Regions from separate parts of the Homo sapiens genome. Here all the other regions are linked to region 1. The links are chromatin contacts, found by Hi-C in ENCODE. All regions are on one chromosome and are shown on one strand. Each heading gives the region's core, a stretch centred on a gene start or an enhancer-like site at or near the end of the contact. The rest is flanking DNA. Distances are from core to core; before and after follow the strand shown. Region 1 overlaps APBB2 (amyloid beta precursor protein binding family B member 2). Region 2 holds the start of SMIM14 (small integral membrane protein 14). Region 3 holds the start of BEND4 (BEN domain containing 4).

Region 1 (4,885 bases), core at 756-3,255:
AGGTTACAGCTCATGAAGGTGTAAATTGGGTTGATATGCTCTATGGAGGCAAATGGAGGAAAAAGAAAGGAAGGAAACCCTGAATGGGGGTTGGGGGCAGGGAGGGGTAAGATTTACTCTGCTAACTACATAGATTTCTGGTCATTTTGGACTGAGTTTCATTTTTTTTTTTTTTGGAGGCAAGGTTTCACTCTGTTGCCCAGGTTGCAGGGCAGTGGTGCAATCTTGGCTCACTGCAACTTTCGTCTCAGCCTCCTGAGTAGCTGGAACTACAGATGTGTGCCACTACGCATGGCTAATTTTGTTGTGTGTGTGTGTGTTTTGCTTTTTTTTTTTTTTTTTTTTTTGTAGAAATGAGATCTCACCATTTTGCCCAGGCTGGTCTCGAACTCCTGGGCTCAAGAAATCTGCCTGCCTTGGCCTCCCAAAGTGCTAGGATTACAGGTGTGAGCCACCGTGCCTTGCTGGGTTTTGATTTTTAAATTTTTTATTTTGCTTCCTGGTATTGATTTTTAAAAGTCCCCTGGAAAATGCCTTGCATTTAAAAACCCTCACACCCCTTACGATAACCTATTCTGTCCCTAAAATTAAGACTATAACTTTCAAAACACTTTAGATGAAATTGTGCTAGGCCAGAGTAAGTGATCCTATTTATTTTTTTAAAAATATGTATCCAAAAAGTACAGGGGGAAAAAAAACCTATAGTGTTCTAACTATAGCAATTTCCTCCTGCTTTTATCCCTGTGTCTGAAGTGAGGTCATTTTTGTTTGTTTTTGGCAAGTGAACAGAGAAAAGAAGAAAGAAAAACACACACACACACCCTAGACTTTTCACCCCCTCCTCCTAAAACAGACACACTTGTTAATTTACAGCTTTGAAAATCATCTGGGTAGTTCTTCCATAATTCACCATCTTCCTTGGTTTTCTAGGATTTTTTTTAGAACCTTCAGACCCCAGAGGGCATTTCACTTGAAGATGCTACTCGTCTCATCCCTTCAGAAGGTGGGCTGAGGTTTCCTTAAGAATCTTCTATGAGAGTGGTCTGCAATTAGAAAGTTATAACAATTCTACCTGTGAGGGTGTTCTACAATCAGAACACTGCTCTCACTCTCCCTCCTCCTCCCCATCTCTCTCTCTCACACTCACGCACAGACACCACACACACCACACTCACACTGAAATTAAGAGTGAAAACTGTTAAGGCTAAAAATACTACAGAGAGAAAAGCATCTTTGCTAACACTTAATACTCAGAACAACTTTTTGAAAGTGAAAATGACGATGCTTTACCTGACTGATTATCAATGCAGCTGCCTTTTTTGTTTGTTGCTTGTTTTTAAGAGACAGGGTCTCACTCTGTTGCACAAGCTGGAAGCCAGTGGCATAATTATAGCCTTGACCACCTGGGCCCAAGTGACATCCTCTGCCTCAGCCTCCCGAGTAGCTGGTACTAAAGGTGCACGGCACTACACTTAGCTAATTTTATTTATTTATTTATTTTTGGTAGAGATGGGGGGGGGTCTTTCTATGTTGCCCATGCTGGTCTCAAACTCCTAGCCTCAAACTATCCTCCCACCTCAGCCTCCCAAAGCACTGGGATTACAGGTGTGAGCCACTGCACCAGATTGACACAGCTTTTTAGTTCGCTTCAGCAGCTATAGATTTACCTTCTGATGTAGTTAAACAACATTTTAGATACGTGCTGAACAGCAGTCTTGGACACCTCATTAATATGTAGTAAGGAAGAGAGCAAACCAACACTTGGAAAATTGTTCAATGAGGTGTGTGAAATGACTGGATGGAAACGCTGGTAACCCCTGGAAGTAACGCGGGAAGTATGAAGCCAGCGAGCAGGAGTATCACGAGCAGAAGACCGACCCCCGATGTCCAGGCCAGGGAGCTGCACCACCCTCAGGACCCATCACCTTCCTCACCCCTTCAAGTAAGACCGAGGCTCATGGGCAATGACGAACAAGCCAAACCACAGGGCCGGATGGAGATAGGCCGGCCTGCCATGTGCAGGATCTCTACGTTGTGAAACACTGTCTTCCTGCCTACTTGTTCTAGTCTACTCTGCTGCTTATCTGAAGTTATTTTCTGTTTGTGTACACAATCGTAGTCCCTCTTTTACTCTCTCTCTGTGCTTTTCCTTCAGTGGGAGAATTAATTTTCCATACCAGAATATTTATAAAATCCAATTTTTGCTGAGCCCTTACTACATGGCAATCACTACGTTCTGTGCCCCACATGTCTTGTTTCAGTTAATCATCACAACCACCCCACAAGGCAGAGACTATTATTAACCCTATTTGACAGAGGAGGAAACGTATGGTGTTAAGTGACTCAGCCACAATCATCCATTTAGTAATAGCACAGCTGGGATTTAAATATTCAGTGTTCATAGTGCAGTAAAGCTTATGGCACAAATTCCATTTTAGGGACAAGAACAAGAGAAGAGATTTCCAGTAGTTTAATTTCTGGAGCACAGGAGCAATTAAGAACTCTTCTCTCTTTTTTTTTTTTTTTTTTTTTTTTAACAAAAATGTTTTTTGAGACAGGGTTACCCTTTGTCTCCCAGGCTGAAGTGCAGTGGTGTGATCTTGGCTCACTGCAGCCTTGACCTCCGGGGCTCAAGGAGATCCTCCCACCTCAGCTTCCTGAGTAGCTGGGACTACAGGCACGTGCCATCATACCCAGCTAATTTTTTGTTTATTTTTTATAGAGATGAAGTCTCATTATGTTGCCCAGGCTGGTCTCAAACTCCTGGCCTCAAGCAATCCTCCTGCCTCAACCTCCCAAAGTGCTGGGATTACAGCATAAGCCATCATGCCTGGCCACTTCTACTTGATTCTATCAAAAACAAAAGAAAATATTATTTTTTAAAAGAAAATAAATGTTTTCCACGTTTTTCATTAAGGCTGTGATTCTTGTTAAATGTTAGCCAGATCAGTATCCATTATAATAGGAACACAGCACTTCAAACACAACAGAAGGCCCTAACTAAAGCAGTTCCTGTGTCAGAATCTGAGCCATGCTTCTCAAATGATGCATAGAGGAGGAAGTTAAAATGCAGGTTCCTGAGACCCACTACCTGCGTCTGAGTCTGTAAGGCACAGGTAGGGCCCAGGTATCTACATTTAAAGAAACACCTAGGAGAGGCTGGGCGCGGTAGCTCACACCTGTAATCCCAGCACTTTGGGAGGCCAAGGCAGGCAGATCACAAGGTCAGAAGATCAAGACCATCCTGTGAATGGTGAAGCCCCGTCTCTACTAAAAATTACAAAAAATTAGCCGGGCACGGTAGCGGGCGCCTGTAGTCCCAGCTACTCGGGAGGCTGAGGAAGGAGAATGGCGTGAACCTGGGAGGTGGAGCTTGCAGTGAGCCGAGATCGCGCCACTGCACTCCAGCCTGGGCAACAGAGCAAGACTCATCTCAAAAAAAAAAAAAAGAAACACCTAGGAGTTCTGATGCAGACAGACTACAGGCCAAACTTACTAGCTGCAACGAGATTTTCTCCAAGACTTGCAAATGAAGAAAATAAGATTGCTCTTGAAGTTAAAGTATGATAGTTGAATCAGTCAATGGATCAAAACCAAGAAATGGAGTAAGAGTGAGATAAGATGTCTCCCAAACATAGTATGACTTATCTTTAACTCAGTAGAAAATATTACTGTATCTTGGGCCGGGTGCAGTGACTCATGCCTGTAATCCCAGCACTTTGGGAGGGTGAGGTGGGCAGGATCATGAGGTCAAGAGATTGACACCATCCTGGCTAACATGGTGAAACCCCATCTCTACTAAAAATACAAAATATTAGCCAGGCGTGGTGGCACATGCCTATAGTCCCAGCTACTCGGGAAGCTGAGGGAGGAGAATCGCTTGAACCTGGGAGGCGGAGGTAGCAGTGAGTCAAGATTGTGCCACTACACTCCAGCCTGGGGCGACAGAGCAAGACTCCGGAAAAAAAAAAAAAGAAAAGAAAAGAAGAAAGGAAAAAGGAAGGAAGGAGAGAGAGAAGGAGGGAGGGAGGGAAGGAGGGAAAGAAATAAAGAAGGAAAATATTACTGTATCTTAAGAAAGATTGTATTGATCAAAAATGTAAGTACCTTAAAAAAAAAAGCAATCATTCCCTTTTCTCTGAAGAGGGACTCTTAGGCAATGCACTTCAAGGATTCTAGGTCCCAAGTAGCATCATCTCAAGGGAAAGAAGGACAGCGCGCCTCAGACTATCCCAGCCTGAGACCATTTAAATATTTGATTCATCCAACACCCCTTTGGCTGAAACCATGTTCCCCAAGCAAACAAGCTTATGCTTGGGTTTCCTATGCAGTTGAGTAATTATTTCTATTTGGAAAATAATACACTGGCATTGAGAATGTGCACTGAACATGCAGTACCAAGAAATCTAACACCTAGGAGAGTGGTAATTCTCATAACAAATTAATAGATTCTTATTTTGGCTCCAGTGTTTCTTATTTTGGCTTTAGTATTTCTCGAGAAGTTGATTAATAAGTCCATCCGTCAGAAATGGATCTTTTTTTTGAGACAGAGTCTTGCTCTGTTGCTCAGGCTGGAGTGTAGTGGCACCATCATAGTTTCAAATGCCAGGGTCAAGCGATCTTCTGGCCTTAGCATCCTGAGTAGCTGGGACCACAGGTATGTGCCACTATATCTGGCTAATGTTTAAAAAAAAAAAATTTTTTTTTTTTTTTGAAACAGACTCACTTTGTTGCCCAGGCTGCAGTGCAGTGGCACAAACACAGCTCACTACAGCCTCGACTTCCTGAGTTAAATCCTCCTACCTCAGCCTCCTACGTAGCTGACGCCAGCATGTGCCACTATGTCTGGCTAATTTTTTAATTTTACAGAGACAGGGTCTTGCCA
Region 2 (4,885 bases), core at 1,443-3,942, 1.4 Mb before region 1:
CAAAAAAAAAAAAAAAAAAAAAAAAAAGTGTGACGTGTAAAGTTAAAATCTTCCAGGACCTTACTGCCTGGGGCCTGAACATCTGATCAGCATTTGGAATAGAGTATAACTATGGAACAGAACTAAATCTTTACCCGAATCAAACCACTGAGTAGCAAAAACTACTTAAACTTTCATATTATCCTCAGGCTGTGCTTTCTTTCCCAAGAGCCAAACAAGTGAGGTCTTACTTTGCCACACAATGCATATTAATTTCTTAAATGTTACATTATCATAGAGATTTGTGAGGAAATCTTTTAAAACCATGCTTTTAATAATTATGGTTTGCCAAACATAGAAGTCCCCCATTATCCACAAGGGATACATTCAAAGAAACTCCAGTGGGCTGGACCTGGTGTCTCAGCATCCCTGTAATCCTAGCATTTTGGGAGGCTGAGGCCAGAAGATCACTTGAGCTTAGGAGTTTGAGACCAGCCTGGACAACACAGTGAGATCTCGTCTCTATTAAATTTTAAAATTAAAAAATTATAAAACAACCCCCCCCCAGTGGATGCCTAAAGCCCATATAGTACAGAACCCTATATATGGACTGTTTTTTTCCTATACACACCTACGATAAAATTCAATTTATAAATTAGGCACAGTAAGAGACTGACAATAGTTAATAATAGAACAGTTATAACAATATACTATAATAAAAGTTATGTGAATGTGGTCTCTGAAAATATGATTGTATTTTCAAACTGCGGTTGACCACAGAAACTGAAACTCGGGAAACCCCTGAAAGTGAAACCACGGATAAGGGGGCACTACTGTGTAGTGAATACGCTCTAAAATTTAAGGTCCAAAGTCCATGTCTGAAAAATTTAAATTATTACTCAAAAAAGAAGTACTAGAATGTGAAAAAGCAGGTTATGTACTGAAAAGCATATGTGGTATGATACCATATTTGTATAAAATATATAAATGCAAAAAAGTAGTTTAGAAGGGTATAAACTAACATTTTGGTGATCTTTGGGTGGCAGGATTATTGATTTTTTTTTCCTATCTGCTTTTATCAACATCTTCTCTATTACACAAAGTATTTCGTATAACCAAAAATATTAGTTATAGGCTAGCATAAAAGGTAAAAAGCTGAAAAAGAACTTCAAGAAATCTTTCCTTCTTCTAAATCAGAAGGATTCCAACTACAGTAGTAAGAAAAAATATCTCAACGGCAAACACTGGAGAAAAGATTCGTTAAGGGGTTCATGTTATACCACAAGGACATACCCTTCAAGGAAATAATCTAAACTCATAACTCTTCCTGGGTTTGATAAGGAGCAATTAACTATCACGTACTGTTGTTCTTTCTTGCTGTTAACCACTGAAACACCTCAATTAATGAGTTCTCGGGGGTGAAGCGGTGTTCTTAAACACCACGTTGGAAAAAAAAAAAAAGTTAGGACAAAAAGGTTTGGTTTTCTGGTCGCAGTGCTGTCGACGGCCGCGGAGAGCGGCAAGTTCGGAGCAGGCTACACTAAAGGAATCTGCGCGGCCAGCCACCCTAAGTGGAAGGGAATGCAAAGCCTCCTGCAACCTCCACAGCGCTGGGCAGCAAGAATGCCTCCTAAGCGTCCCAACACTCCAACACCTGGAAGGTCTTACGCTTTCCAAGTTATAATATGTACAGCTGCTGTTTCTGACAATAACACACACAAACTGGAAGGTCTCTTCTGCAAATGTAGCTATTACGTGTGTGAAGCTCATCCGACTCTCTCGATGCAAAAGTAACACATTCTATTAAGGCCACAGCCTCGGTTTTGCCAACTGGGGCAACTGAAAACATCCTACCGACTCTCTACAGCTAGCAAACCATCTCGGCTAAAATCCTGGCACATATAAACAGCCACTTTGGTGAAGTCTGCCTTTAAACAGCAACACGGGACTTCGGGTAGAGCCGGTAACCAGTTTATCACACACTATTAGTTCCAATAAAGGGTGCTGCTACCTCTTTACTGTCAGCCTTGGTTCCACTTACTGAGCAAACAGAAAAAGGGGATCCTTTAAATTCGCGACACAATAGGAGCTAAAAAGCTCTCGCTTTCAGGGTGTCAGCTTTCTCGTCTCACTTATCACAACAAAGGACGCATCCTAGTGACTTCACCGTACCCAGAAAGGGCTGAGGGAGACGGTAAACAAGATAGTGTGGATTTCAGGATTTGTGAGTTTTTCCTTCCAGCTACGACTCTCTTTTTACTCCATGATACGCCTCCACCCGTCGACAATCTGATCCTAAAAATAAAACCACCCGTGGCTACCTTGCCCTTGCCTGCAAAGCCCCGACTCTGACATCCTGCAGAGAATACCCAATTGCAGGCTCTTCGCGGGGGACGCGGGCTCGGCAGCAGCGGAGCTTCTCCCGGTGCAGAATCGCCAGCCCGGCCGAGGAAACGCCAAGCCCGAGAAACAGCCCTGTTCTGCCGCAGCCGCCGCAGTCCCCGAGAGCCTGAGGAGCCCCCAGGAAAAACTGGGGCGAGGGGAGGGTGAGCCAGCAAACGCTGGTGGGAGAGGGGGAGACACTCACCCGCCCAGACAACAACCGATGGGGCGGGGAGGATGGGGGCCGGGACCGAGGCTCGGCAGAAAGACCGCCTGGAGCTTCCAGAAGGCTGCGGCTGCTCCGGACGCTGCTGCCACTGCCGTTTCTGGCCGCCGGCTTCCTCCCCCTCCTCTGTTTTGATTCGAGTGACCACGTCACTCTTAGCCACAAGACCCGGATCTGCCGGCTCCCGCGGGCGGCGGCGCAACAGATTGCAGCGCCTGGAGACTCCAGCTGCCCCGCCTGCCGAGCATGCGCATGCCCAGCGCCTGCCCTGTGCGTCCCGGGAAGCCGGGCGGGAGCCTGCGGCTTCGGACGCCTACGACACGCTGTGCGTGGGGGCGCGGAGTGCGGGGGATGTAGTTCCGGTTGGGAGGGGCGTGGCTGAGGACTGTGAAGCAATCGGGGCGAGGCCGGGTGTCTGTTCAACTCTCCCGCGTATCGTCTGTTTCTTCGGCGGCGGACAGTGTTCTGTAATGTGTCTCCCGTTGCCCGAGCTAAAGGTTTTCCTCGACGGAGTCTTTAGAATACCGTGGTAGAGGTAGACGCGGTTACAAATTGATGTCTGTTGAGACAGTCTACCCCTGTAAAGTGTTTTTGGTTACTCAGGCCCGGATGGAAATTGGAGATGGGGATTACAAAAATACATCAAATGTGGCTGTTATTGATTCCCTTTACCTTAACATTTTTGCACCGGAAACGACCAAAATTAAGTTCAACAGGAATATTAATAAAAGGAATATGTAGTCGGGCTTGGTGACTCATGCCTGTAATCCCAGCACTTCAGGAGGCAGAGGTGGGCGGATCACTTGAGGTCAGGAGTCCGAGACCAGCCTGGCCGACATGGTGAAACCCCATCTCCACTAAAAACACAAAAATTAGCCGGGCATGGTGGTGCCCGCTTGTAGTCCCAGCTACTCGGGAGGCTGAGGTGGAAGAATCGCTTGAACCCGGGAGGCGGAGGTTGCAGTGAGCCGAGATCGCGCCACTGCACTCCAGCCTGGGTGATAGTGAGACTTTGTCTCAAACTAAATAATTAAAGATATGTGACCAAAGATGACTTGCTGGTCAGGAGATAATGGGGAAGTAGGAGGGAATGCTGTGGCTAGGCAGCCAGCCAGCCCAAGTCTTAGTTGCTTTGGTTGTAGAGCTGGAATAAGAGTGCTGCTTTTACCCAATCTTCCTTTTAGAGCAAGTTGGTGCTTCCTATTCTCCCATTCTAGTCTCTGAGTCTCCCCGCTAAATTTTGGGGGCCCTGGAAATTTCCCAATTTGGCAAAATGCAGAACTATATTGTTTTCTTAGGTCCTTCAGTTGGCAAGCTTTAATTAAAATGGGACAAGTGGCGAAGTAAAAGTGAATCCCAAACAAAGATTTTACGAAAGTGCCTCTCTGCCAGTCTTGACGGAGAGGTGAAAGCTGCAAGCTTTCTTACTCAGATTTGATGACCTTTTCACTTACCCAGACTTCCACCTCAGCAATTTGGTTAATTACCCCTCGACAAGCTGAATCACCTTCCCCAAATAAGTATCATTTACAAGAGCTTTTTAATTAAAGTGGATATTGAACACAGGTAAAGGTTTCTAGAAAATTAAAGGTTTCTGGTAAAACTTGAAGTGTTTCCCAGTTAACTAATTGCAAAGTAGATACAAAGAATAAAGATTTTGGCCCTTAATCTGCAACCTTGAACTCTGCTTACTCAAATTCAGAGTTTGAGATGGAATCTGGTGCCCTAATGAGCTGACACTGTACCAAAGGGTCTTTAATTTGTGCAACTCCAAACAAAATCTGTTATGCTTGAGTGCACCCATGGGCACGTATGTGTTTGAGAACACAGCTGTGTTTAAGAGAACAGTATGGTACAAAACTAGAATTGTACTGGTTGTTGCAAAATTCTCAGTACTTGGTTTTGTTGTTGTTGTTTTTGTTGTTGTTGTTTTTGTTTGTTTTTGAGATGGAGTCTTGCTCTGTTGCCCAGGCTGGAGTGCAGTGGCTCGATCTCGGCTCACTGCAAGCTCCGCCTCCTGGGTTCACGCCATTCTCCTACCTCAGCCTCCCGAGTAGCTGGGACTACAGGCACCCGCCGCCACCACGCCTGGCTAATTTTTTGTATTTTTAGTAGAGACGGGGTTTCACCATGTTAGCCAGGATGGTCTCAAGCTCCTGACCTCGTGATCCGCCCGTCTCGGCCTCCCAAAGTGCTGGGATTACAGGCGTGAGCCACCGCGCCTGGCCTTTTTTTTTTTTTTTTTGAGATAGGGTCTTGCTCTGTTGCACAGGCTGGAATGCAGTGGTGCAATCATAG
Region 3 (4,885 bases), core at 747-3,246, 1.2 Mb after region 1:
TGGTGGAGAGGTCCCTTGGGCGCAGGCCTCAGGCTGTGGCCTCGCAACCAGCCCATCTCGCTCCCTGCAGGCAGGCAGTGGGCTGCTTTGCCGGGCAGCGCCCGCAGACTCGAGATAAAGGAGAGGAGTCGCGGACCCCAGAGTGGGTGCCTCCCACGAGGCGTTTCTGTAAGGCTCGGGCCGAGATGCTCGGGAGGGGCAGGACCCCGCGGCGCGGCAGCGTGCCACGGACGGGGACGAGGGGATGGCGGGGACGACGACGTGGGCGGTGGGAGCAGAGTGCCTGCGACTCCCGGGGCAGGAAGGAGGGGCGGGATGGTTCCCCGCGCCCGAAATCCACGGCGTGGCGGACGCGGAGGAGCCCCGAGTCTCACAACCAAGGGGTGGGAAGGAAAAGGGACAGAGCGAGACAGAGCGCCCCCGAGAAACACAGGCGCACAAAAAAAGACAGAAGGAAAAACGGAACTGAGAGCCAGCCAGCATGGACTGCGACAGCGTGAGAGTGCATCAAAGAGGTGGCGAAGAAAGCACTAGAAGGCAAAGGAGAAGTGGAGAGAAGAAGAAACAAATGGAGGAAGAAGGAGAAAGGGAAAAAGCAGACGGAAAAAGTGAAGTAGTACGAGGGCGTCCCAGCGGGGCGGCCCGAGAAGCTCCAGCTTCTTCCCGAGCGGCCGCCGCTATCCCCCGGGGGGGCGTCTGGCCCCACTCCGGACCACGCCCGAGCGATCCTGGTCGCCGACTGCCACAGCCGTGCTTCCCGGCGCGGGATCCAAGCCGCGGAGCCACCTGTTAGGCGCGCGCCGTCGGAAGCCCAGGCGCGGCGGCGCTGGAGAATCCTCTCGAAGTTTCCGGGTGCGCGGGGAGGCCCCAGGTGCGCCCCGACATCCCGACACGGCCCAGCACGGGTAAGTGTCGGCGGCCCCCCGCTTCTCCTTCCTGGGTCCCCTCCCGCTGCCCCCGGCCGTGGCGGGAAGGAAAGTTGTGCGGAGAGTTGGTACCTGCGCTGAGCTCCAGGCTGGCGCTGTCGCTACCCGTGCCGCCGGTGCCGGCGGCCGCCGCCGCGCCTGGGCCATACCTGACGACAGCGGCGAACGAAGACGACGAGGAGGCGGCGGGGGACGCGGGCGGCGGCTGCGCCGGAGTCCTCAAGTGGCCCTGGGATGTGGCGGGCGTGCAGGACGGCGACGACGACGAAGCGGCGGCGGCGGCCCGGCCGGGCCCGGGGGGGTAGGAGCTCTGCGCCTGGAACTGCTGCGGCGGCGGCTCGCTGCTGCTGATGGAGACGGCGGCGTGCGGCGCGAAGGGCGGCGGGGGCGGCGGGGGCGCCCGCACGTGCGGCAGCTCCACCAGGGTGGGTCGCTCGTAGCGCTTGGCCAGCGCCGGTCTCTTGCTGGGGAACGTCTTGAGGACGCTGTAGGGGCTGCGCTGCTTGTAGATTTTGGGGACGCTGGGCCCCTCCTCTGCCGGCTGCATCTCTTCCTCCATCCGGCGCCTCGGGGCCGGTCCCTCGGAGCACGTCCCCTCCCCGCCGGGCGCCGGGCTCCGAGGGTGCCTCCGCCGCCTGCCCGCCGGGTCTGCCCTGGTGCGCGCGTGTGGGAGGGTGTGTGTCTGTGCCGTGGCCGCCGCCGCCGCCGCCTGTCGCTGAGGCTGGCATCGCCGAGCCCCCGCGCGGGGGGCTGCCGCCCGAGCTCCTGATTGACAGGCTGCCTCGCCAATGCCTGGAGGGAGAAAGGAGGTAAAGAGCAAGTGTTTAGGGTAATATCTGCTAATGATAATGGGGGCGGGGCGGGGCCTGGCGCCGCAGCCGCCCGCGGGGTCTGCCTGGCGGCTCCGCGCCTCCGACGGGGAGCGGGGGAAGGGGGAAAGCGAGGACCTGGAGGACGCCCGGGAACTGGTGAAGAAGGTGGGGATCCGGGATCTGGCTACGGCGAGACTTTAGAGACCCAGATGTGGACTCGAGGCTTCTGCGGCTGCGGGCGGGGTCCGGCTTCCGAAACGAGCTCGTGGCGCCCCCTGCATGACCCCAAACTCTCGGGGTTGCACAGAGGAGGGGCTAGTCGTTGGGGCGGGGTCGTCAGAGTACGTGTGTATTACAGCAAGTTCTTCTACCAATCGGGAATTGCTCTCCGATCCTTCTGAAAAGAACCTCTTGAAGATCTTGGCCCGGGTGGTCGCGCGGTGTTTACGGGGCTTTGGGGTCCTGCTTTCCCCGAGCATCGCGGCCTCTGAGCTCATGCGGAACATAAAAGCTCGCAAGGCGTAGAACTTTTTCACGTTTTCATTTGTTTCCCGTAGGGGCCCCGAGAACGTGCATGACACCATGATTTCCCCCCCATTATAAAGATGAGAAAACCGAGGCTCTGAGAGGTTGAAGGGAATTGCCCAAAGTCAGACACTCGGGAGTGTGCGGCTGTGTTGCACTGACGCATCCAGGTTATTTGAAGTCAACTCCTCACTTCCCATAGCCAGTAGCCTCTGTGCAATTGAGTGGGGAAATGTCCTGATACCTCCCTTTGAGGTGATGATTACTTTCAACAGTGTCATTTTTAATATATGTATATGTACTTGCAAGCCCAGGGAAACACGAGAACTCACTCCTTGCATTGTTTTACTCACTGCAACTGGCGCCATCCGGCGAGGGTCTGGAGGGTGCCCAATTTCAGTAGCCGTTTGAATGAGAGATCTCAGTCGTTGGGAGGAAGATCCTCCATGGGATGCAGATGTCCTGGTCTCTCCCAGCCACTTTTTGGGGCAGAGGGTCCATTGCTCCCTATCCCAAATCACCCCTCTTCTAGGCCAACCAGCATACCCTGCCCCAGGTTTGCTTTTCAGCCTTCCTTTTTCGTTCTCCAGGTCAGAGTTCTGGATGCTCCTTGATGTAGGACCCTCATCTCTGCACTCTGAAGTTTGTTTCCTTTTCAGAGCCTTCCTTTTATTCTTAGGAAGGTGACCCATTTTCTTCTGGGGGTTCACATCTTTTGGCCTCTCTTTCCCTGGTCTCCTTCCCTTTGGAAGCTTTTTCTCTCTGCCTTGCTGGTTCAGCTTCTGTATTATTCCCCCCTAGATTGTCTCCCTCTCTCCTGCAGCTTCCTCAGATGGTGCTGTGTCCCCCCCCCAATCCATTTATTAGAGATGAAATAAATAATGCCATAAATATAAGTATTTGGGAGTCCAGGAACTGTCAGGGCTGATTAGGGCATAGAGGACATTTTCTTTCTCATTATGCAAAAGCATTTCATGGGGAAATAAAAGAGGTTTCATTGTAACTCATGCATGTCATATTTCAAGGAATTCAAGATATTAATCATATTTAACATTATTTGCAATGTTTCTCCCTGGCTTCTGAAAACTGCTAAATGAGGACACGTGGATCACTAGGAAAAGGAGACAAGCATGAGAGGGACAGTTAAGAAATAATGAAATGCTGGTGAAAGAGAAAGAGAATGAGATGCCAGGGAGATGTTTCTTAGGCACGTAAGTGAGAAATGGGGGAGCTACTTCTGAGACGTGAGACAGCTGAAATTGAATGATATACTGGAGGAAATAAATGATAACAAACCTCCCCACACTTTCCTTTCTATAAAGCAGTTCTGAATTTTGCATTGAAATGTTTTCCTCCCACTTTACTCCCAGATAATTTGCCAATAAGTCCTGGCTTTTGAAAAGAAATTGGGGTGGTGGCAGTGTGGGGAGTTAAGAGGAGAGAAATCTTTTAGTTCTTCTGAAGAAGTAATTTCCTGTACCTGGGGGCTTCCTCTTCTATGTAGTTTTAAATGTATATCCTCCTCACCACTTAAACACCTTAAGAGACTGGGAACAATACTTCTATTGTATATTTTCTATTGAAAAGGACATGCTGTCCTTTACATCAAAAAGTGATTATTTCTATAAAACTGAAATAATCAAATTAGTCATTTAGCTTTTAAAAGTGGGGGGAAGGGGGAGGGGAAGGTGCCCAGAGGAAAAATATTTAAAAGTTTTAAATGATCAGCTTTCAGATTTTCATGTGGGCAGTCACCTATGTCTGCGTCCTGAGTTCATAGAAAAGTGAAGTACTTAAGAATCACCCTTTTAAAAATAAAATGAGCATTTACTCTAAGTGTGGAGTTGAAGGCAATTTTAAAATTATAGCTGACCACTAACCCCTGCCTGAGATTGTATTTAACTGAGTATTGTACATAGATGTAATGTATTTAAGTGTTCATAAAATTACTGGTAGCACTCTGTGAGCATCTTGCTCTAAATTGTGGCCTAAATTATCAGATAGTGACTTTGCTGATATCTTCTCTTAGGGGTCTCATAGGAGCTGATAGAATAGTAATTATACCCATGCTTTAAATCTTTTTAGATATTTACTCTTATCTCAAAAAAAAAAAAAAGAGAGAGAGAGAGTGAGAGTGAATTTTGAAAAGCCAAGTGGCTATTTATGGACAGGGTGATTTTTTGATTGGCAGCATGTCAATTCCTTGAGCCATCCAGAATATAGCTTTTAAATAATAGCTCAGCCATGGGAAATGCTTTTTATTGCACCAATTTCAATGATATTTAATGAGCTTCTGATTGACTGTTTGATCTCCCAATGTTTTGTGCTACTTTTAATTCATTTCGTATAATAGAAAAAAAAGTAATTGGAATAAAATTTTGTGACAAGATAATGACCTTCCACTTTGAAATTAAATGTCTGATTAGCTTCAACATTTTAATGCCAAGATGATATTGCAGCAGGAACAGGAGTATGCATACTATCATTTGGTACAAAATGACTGAGGAATACTCCTTTGCTTTTCCCATTGCATAGCAAAAAAGGTGTGGTGGCCATATAATCGTAGGTACATAGGACTAGAAGGGACCTATGCAGTCTTTTATTCTTGTGACTAAGCCTCTG

What was found. A loop is a pair of places that touch in the nucleus more often than their neighbours do. Pooled maps may share reads with other maps.
Region 2: a loop to region 1 is called in a map with no recorded cell type, with 5 times the contacts of the local background. The contact joins the promoter of SMIM14 here to the enhancer-like site in region 1. A Hi-C loop is called at or near these places in 2 of 37 single-sample maps with no recorded cell type and 2 of 50 pooled maps.
Region 3: a pooled map shows a loop between it and region 1 (5-fold over the local background). The contact joins the promoter of BEND4 here to the enhancer-like site in region 1. A Hi-C loop is called at or near these places in 4 of 37 single-sample maps with no recorded cell type and 4 of 50 pooled maps.

The regions. Positions count from the first base shown.
Region 1 is chr4:40,990,851-40,995,735 of GRCh38, forward strand. The region is part of intron 6 of APBB2 (amyloid beta precursor protein binding family B member 2); the gene reads right to left. Among named protein-coding and RNA genes, the nearest start is that of APBB2, 220 kb to the right of the region's middle. RefSeq lists a silencer at 263-332. Within about 2 kb of position 2,006, at least 9 of the 41 ENCODE cell types and tissues checked have a DNase peak (open chromatin) inside an H3K27ac peak, as active enhancers do.
Region 2 is chr4:39,636,173-39,641,057 of GRCh38, forward strand. SMIM14 (small integral membrane protein 14) reads right to left here and starts at 2,693. Exons shown (of 5, transcript NM_174921.3): 1 at 2,567-2,693. SMIM14-DT (SMIM14 divergent transcript) reads left to right here and starts at 2,968. Exons shown (of 6, transcript NR_183845.1): 1 at 2,968-3,122. RefSeq lists an enhancer at 2,635-3,352.
Region 3 is chr4:42,150,659-42,155,543 of GRCh38, forward strand. It overlaps BEND4 (BEN domain containing 4), which reads right to left and starts at 1,997. Exons shown (of 6, transcript NM_207406.4): 1 at 1,874-1,997; 2 at 999-1,718. The coding sequence starts at 1,485. RefSeq lists an enhancer at 471-1,314 and silencers at 1,080-1,169, 1,370-1,689.